Regions from separate parts of the Mus musculus genome. Here region 2 is linked to region 1. A link is a contact called in ENCODE Hi-C or POLR2A ChIA-PET data. All regions are on one chromosome and are shown on one strand. Each heading gives the region's core, a stretch centred on a gene start or an enhancer-like site at or near the end of the contact. The rest is flanking DNA. Distances are from core to core; before and after follow the strand shown.

Region 1 (3,160 bases), core at 577-3,076:
CCCGAATCTTGAAAGTCAGCACAGGGCTCAAAGAAAACCAGAGCTCCCTCCCTCTATTTTTTAATGCAGTAATTTCACAAGACTGAGCCTCTCAACCCTTCTTTCCACCGGCCCACATCCTCAGACAAACTTGGCCTCCCTCGCCTAGCTCAGGGCAGCGGTAGGAAGTACCCGCCCTCCTGAGCTGGGGCCGGGTGTCCTCGCCGTTCACTGGCTGCAATGGCTGTCAGTGCCCTCAAGGGCGGGGACTCCCACCTTACTGTGGAATCTGAGGACTGCATGGTCACTGGGTCCAGATTCCCCTCCACTCCGCCCCAGAGTCTGTCCCTTCTGCACTTTCTCCAAAGGCCCTCCTCTCATCATCCATTTTTCTGACCCTCTAAGAAGTAAAGTTTCCCTCCACACGCCCCTACCCCTCGCCAGCCGAAGCAGAAGATGCAACGGTTTGGGATGTAAAGCAAATTATGGTCCGGGTCTCTCGGAGTGGTGGCAGATAGCTGTGAAGATGAAATAACTGCTTAGGTTGCATGTTAGTTCAATAAAGTGCACTGGCCATCACGAAATACTGCAGCCATGAATACTAGTGAGAAATGCTACAAAGCACTGCAGGCTTTATCTTTTATTCATCATTTTCAGAGTTTGTCCGGTTGTCCCAAACTATAAATTTTTGAGTATGAGTACTAAACCTTTCTTGGATCACATCAACATCCCATCGTCTAGAAGAGAACAGATTTATAATAAGCTTATTCGGAACATTATTCTGTAAAGCAACTCTATCAAAGCACACCGTCATGAACGTCAGTTCCTCCCGGGAACTGCAGATTCCTTGGAGGAGAAACTAAAGAGTGGTCCTAATAATGCTCTATAAACTGCGGGCATTGAATCCAATTACAACCTTTAAAGTTAGTAATCTCAAAAAGAAAAAAAAGTCCTTTACATCTCTAGATTGTTTTTGCTATATTCAGTTCCATCACCAGAATTGTAAAGGGCACAAAACATATCTTACTTTAAAGTAAATATATTCTTAGTGTTTAGCGCGGGCAAAGACTTAGGCTATTCGAGTATAGTATGTGAGTCAATAAATGTATCTCTTGTGGGTCTTCCAAGGCCTCTAGCACCAGGCGGAGGCTATCGACATTGCTTAGCAGCATCTTCCACGGCCTAACTTCACCTTCGCCCCACTGGGACTCAGCTCATACTTTGCTGCATCCCAGCCCTGGATCGGTTTCAATCGGACCTCGACCTGACTACCCCACCACTCACGCTCGACTGACTCCCCGGTCCGTGAACTTCACTTTTCTAAACTGGGCTGCAGCCGAATCGGTTGAGCCAATCCTCGAGCTGTAAATAGCCAAGGTGACCAATGAGCTCAGCCCGGAGGCGGGTCTTCGCTGGAGTTCCTCCTGTCGGAGCCCGGAGACCTGTTGCCGCCACCACCACCGTCGTGGAGCTTCCTGGGGTCGAAGCGCCCGGACTCTGAGCTCCTGCAGCCAGCGGCCTGCACCACGCTCCGCCAGTTGCAGGCGTCCCGGGCGGTCCTCGGAGGCACGAGAGCCCGAGGCCCCACGCGGCCCGCCCGCTCCCCGCACCGGCCCCACCCGGCCGGGCCGTACATACTCACCGGGGCGCCGGGGCAGCTCGGTCTACGCGGGCTGCAGGGCTGCGGGATCCGGGGCCGATCGCCTCTCCCCGCGCCACTGCAGGCGCCGGCTCCCACCCTGCTCGGCCCGCGCTTCCCACTGCGAGGTTAGCGGCGGCCCATCCTCCCGGCTCCGCTCCTCCTCCGGCGGCCGCGGCTGTCAGGAGGGTAAACATCCCGGCATCCCCGAGGAGAGGGCGGGCCGCCGCAGGCCCCTCCCCGCGCCCGCACCCTGCTCCGGAGCCCACGCTACCACTTTCCCGAGAACTGGGGTGTGCCTCGCTTACGGCGGTCGACCCCTGCCTCCAGATCGGAGTTTTTTGATCCCACTTACCAAGTAGTTTAAGCTGCCTCTACATGGTGTCAGTGCAGGCAAACGAGAGTTTTCCCGGAGTCTGGCTAAGCAAATCTAGACTTTAGCGTCCCAGTTTTAAGAAAGCTTTTCAGGACCCTTCCGAAAGTTGAACTAGTTGGTAGGTATGCAGAATCTTTGGGATACAGGCACACTCACAAAGTGGCATTACAAAAATATTACATTAGATAAATTCGTTTACACGTCACATATTTGCAATATGGGTCTCTCCCTAGTACATGGAGCTTTTCAAAAGCAAAGCTTTGATTCCTACTGTTCCACTAACCAGATTTGAACGAATGGAGCGAACAGCTAGGAGGCAGTGTAGAGTCTGTCATACCTAGATGCTAATCATTCAGTGGCCAGTCGCTTAACTTATCGTGGTCTTTCTTGGAAGTCAGCCTTAACGCCTCTCCTTAGAAACAGACGATGACATACAACAGCGTGCTTGAGCACAGATCTTAACCATTTGATATCAGTAGGCCTTTTTCTGGTTTCGTTCCCCTGCCAAGGGAATAGAGCCAAAAAACAACAACAAGAAAAAGCGGTATTATAGCTCAAATGGATTAAAACAATAGAAGCAAGATTTAGAAAGTTTGGGCCAGCAAGATGACTCAGGAGTTTGATTCCCAGGACCCACAAATTGTTTTCTGACATCCGTACTGCAATGTGACACACACACGAATGCAAGTATGTGAAATATAATTAGAAAAGAATGCAAACGTTAATTTTAGTAAGAAAATTAAATTTCAAGAGGTGACGTTGGGGCAAGTGCTTAATCGGTACAGATTTGCCAGGTGGAGTTCTACAATCAGCTACGTGCAAGAGCCCTGCTCTCATAAAACTTAGCTTCAGTGAGGAAGTCCAAATTACCTAATGTCTTTTATATCTATTTCATAGAGAAACAAAGCTCGGGGTGTGAGTGCTCCTTTAAACATGTTTATCAGGGAAAGTCACTTGGAATTTGAGCAGAGACCTGAAGATGTGAGAAAAGGAGCCATGTGACTGTCAGGAAGTAGACTGTTTTACCCAGGAAATGCAAGGTTACCCTGTCAGGCATGGGTTCGCCATGTTGGAGAAACAGCCAGTAAGCCTATGCAGGTAGGATCCAACTTAGTGAGCAAGGGAGAGAGGCTGGTGGAGTAAGAAAGGGTGAACTATCAGATGTG
Region 2 (3,639 bases), core at 389-2,888, 43 kb before region 1:
CATCATAAAATTAAGCTCAAATGCAAAGCTATGGATTCTTACAGTCTGATAAACTGTGTGTGGCTATTAACTAATCAATAACAAATAAACACTTGAAAGTGCAGAACACAGCTAACCAGGACATACTAAAACAGGTTAATATAAGGTTTTTGGATATGGGGTCATTTTTGTGGCTATCTGTTTTTCAGCACAGTGAAATTAAGAAAAAGTAGTATTCCATGCTAGGCAAACATTTCTTCTTTGAACTAAATCTTTACAGAATGGCTGCCCTACTTGGGAAATGTTTTCTAAAAACATTTGCTCAAGTCCCACTAAGTTACTTCCTGAGAAAGGATTCTACATTAAATACCAGGGGTCCAGCAAAACACCACGTCAAGGTAGCTCTTGACTGAAGTGTAAGTGGAATGAAATCAAATTATGGTACTGATAAGACTAATGGTTTTATTGAGTCTGATGGTTTTATTGCGTTTCTTGCCAACACCTGCTGGTTCAACTTTATCTTCCTCTTAATATAGATGGGATTAGAGACTCCCATAAACAGAACCCTCAGGTTGACTCATTAAGGAAACACTGACTGAACTCTCTTTCCAGCCCTGCTTGCTTTACTGAACCATGTTATAATGGTGACCACTACCTCACCTCCCTGTGCTTTACCTAATACAAACTAAATACTTTCCATTTCAATTGTCTCATTTAACTATGAGACTTGATGCTGAAAATAACGTTACATTTTTAAAATTCTAACTGTAAAAGCCATCATGCAACACTAACAGAATTTTAAAAGGGGGGATGTGTTTTAAAATATTATGCAATATGACTTTCGGAATGTGTTTTAGCAAATTCCATATCCTATAGCAGCAAAGCTTTAAAAGAAGATGATGTGGTGCTACTAAGCCCTCCTATGATAGTAAGCTGTGAAAGAGGATGTGGTCCTACTAAGCGCTGCAAGTTTTACTCCCAACTTTCCATTCCTCTTAACCTCAACATATTAAAACATAATATGAAAGGAAGTGAACTGCTTCGTATTCGAAATGTAAATGACAACGTATTCTTTTAAGTGATCGCTTTCTAACGGGAGCTGCAGTATCTGCCTCAAACACATGACTTCACTGTCTTTCTCGAGCTTAACAAACCCAAGTGAATCATGGGAGCAAGTTGACAAAGTCAGAGAATGGAATAACTCAAATGCAAGGTTAGACCTTTGGACCCAAGGAAGAGGAAGCAGGCTGGAATAAAACACATTTATTCATGGTATGGGTAAACATGTGCTAACTATAGCCTGCTTCTCACAGAAATGAATAAAGATATTTAATAATATATCATTCTGAGCAAAAATAATACTGAGCACATCCTTTATCAGGAGACCTAAAGCTGGCTAGCTTTCAGAACCATGGATAGAAGGTTTTTCATGCCTTCTTGTTTTCTTTTTTTAAAATGTATCTTCTTGGTCTGCCCATTCCTGTCCCTAAATTGACTGAATAAGTGTGAAGTGGAGCAGATATTTCTCCATTTTAAAAATGAACACACAAAAAGATACATGTGGCTAGATGGCAACCGGTTTGAGATCTACACAGTGTTAATTTAATAGGTCACAGGCTCTGTCTATTTTAAGCTTGGCTCTGTGCGTCCGGATGCAGTACCACAGCTGATGAGAACTTGGCCGTGGCGGCTGAAACTGCCCCTTGTGCTTGGCCCCACTAATAAAGCTGTTTCAGATGCAGGCCAGGAACATGAGAGCAGCAGCTCATGCCCAGGACCTTTCTGAGTCTGACTAGGAGCCACAGAAAAATAAGCAGCGGACACTGCCGGATGATGGAGTGGAAGGCAGGCAAGAGGGGAAACAGCCCAGAGGCAGGCAGGAGCCTGAGATGCCCTGAACATTTGTGTAGTTGTTAACACTTGTTTTTTTTTTTTGTTTGTTTGTTTGTTTTATTTTAAAAGAAGGAAAATTGTGGAAGAACACAGACATCTCTTTCATATACACATAAATGCCTCGCATGCACTACCTGATCACTCCTTTTTATACTACTGAATGTCATATCCATATAAAATCTGATTTATCCCCCAAAGTGCAATATGTGGGCTTGTCATTTTCAATCCTGTCTACAAATGAAATGTCTGGATCTGGATTTGCCTTTTTAAATAACAAATATACACGTTTAAACTACTGAGCTTTTTGAAACAAAAATTGAGGACTCCAGCCTTGGCCAGCTTGAGAGACATGGCGTGCAAATAGGCTGAGAGTTCAGAAGGACAGCAATGTGGTATGTTCCCATGCTCAGAGCTACCCTCATGTCACCAAAGTACCAAAGAATGCTGCTTTCCAGAAAAGAACCCCACAAGAGAAAATAAGAATGCTAAAAGGAATCAAAGAAAGCCCAATGACGTCGACAACTGGCCTTCTCTAGAACAGGTCAAACCGATTCCTGTTTCTGAATGCCAAGTCCCTTCTGTGACTGGATTTTACTCCTATCATTTCTGTGGGCCGTGTCTTATGCACTCTACCCTACTTCTTCACGGGTTAGGGAGTGTGCCATGTATTCACTAGTACTTGGTGCTCACAATCCCTGTTCTTCACACTGGTACAAGCCATCAACATCGTAAGTAGTACTGAGTCAAGACAGAATTATCTTCTCTTCTTTGGTGAAGTTAACCATGGCCTGGCACTATTCATTATGTCTCCCATACCTGAGATCCATACCTGAGTGTTTTAATAGTGTAACAGAGAGATCTTAAGTATTCTTACAATGCATCAATCCTCAAACCTTTTCACAAGTAATGAAACTAAAGCCTAATCCTGAAACCTTAACAAGTCCACACTGTAATAACCTACTCCTTGAATGTGTGTGTGAATGAGTGTGTCTCGCACACTAATGAATATAGAGGGAAGATTGAGTCGGGTCTCATTCCTTGGCAACTTAGTTTGGGTGATTTTCTTTTTTTTAGACCGGGTCTCTCCTTGGCCTTTGGCTCACCAATTAGTCTAACTAGGCTGTAGGGATTACAATTGCTCCCCATCACACCTTGGATGTTTTGTTTGTTCTACTGATGACTGACCAAGGGTCCTCCTGCTTGCATAGGAAGAACTTTAATGATTTCATTCAGTGACTTCATTTCACAACACATTTTTCTAAAACAAACAAGTCCAACAAAAACCTTCAGTGTTGCTGAAGGGGCACATGGGAGACAGTTTTAAGGAACAGGACTAAAAGACCAACATCCGAGTGAGGATGAGACTTGACAAGTGAAACACAGTATTTGAAAAGCTAAAGAGCATTTGGTTATCACCTCTCTCAGCCTCTTATAATTCCTACTGATACATTCCAATCACAACGGCTTTAGAAATTACCAACAAACATGAGGAATTAATGGTGTTTATAGCTATAAACACCATTGTGAGAATTCAGGAAAACTTACTAAAGATTTGACTTTACTCTAAAGGCATCTGTAATTCAGATGTCAAATCCAGCTTCAAAAAAAGAAGTGTTGGGGCTAGAGAGATGGCTCAGCAGTTAAGAGCACTGACTACTCTTCCAAAGGTCCTGAGTTCAAATCCCAGCAACCACAGGGTGGCTCACAACCATCCATAATGAGATAATATGCCCTATTCTGGTGTGTCTGAAGACAGCTACAGTGTAC

The links. A loop is a pair of places that touch in the nucleus more often than their neighbours do. ChIA-PET counts read pairs that join two places held with the same protein, here RNA polymerase II (POLR2A).
Region 2: a loop to region 1 is called in a map of gastrocnemius, with 6 times the contacts of the local background. The contact joins the enhancer-like site here to the promoter of Nek7 in region 1. A Hi-C loop is called at or near these places in 10 of 37 maps with a recorded cell type or tissue (gastrocnemius, heart and left cerebral cortex). POLR2A ChIA-PET finds 5 or more read pairs at or near these places in 3 of 5 experiments (Patski and embryonic stem cell).

Annotation. Positions count from the first base shown.
Region 1 is chr1:138,617,931-138,621,090 of GRCm38, forward strand. Nek7 (NIMA (never in mitosis gene a)-related expressed kinase 7) reads right to left here and starts at 1,827. Exons shown (of 10, transcript NM_021605.4): 1 at 1,622-1,827.
Region 2 is chr1:138,575,318-138,578,956 of GRCm38, forward strand. All of the region lies in intron 1 of Nek7 (NIMA (never in mitosis gene a)-related expressed kinase 7), which reads right to left. Among named protein-coding and RNA genes, the nearest start is that of Nek7, 43 kb to the right of the region's middle. Within about 2 kb of position 1,639, at least 2 of the 3 ENCODE cell types and tissues checked have a DNase peak (open chromatin) inside an H3K27ac peak, as active enhancers do; they include gastrocnemius and heart, where a contact is called at or near this core.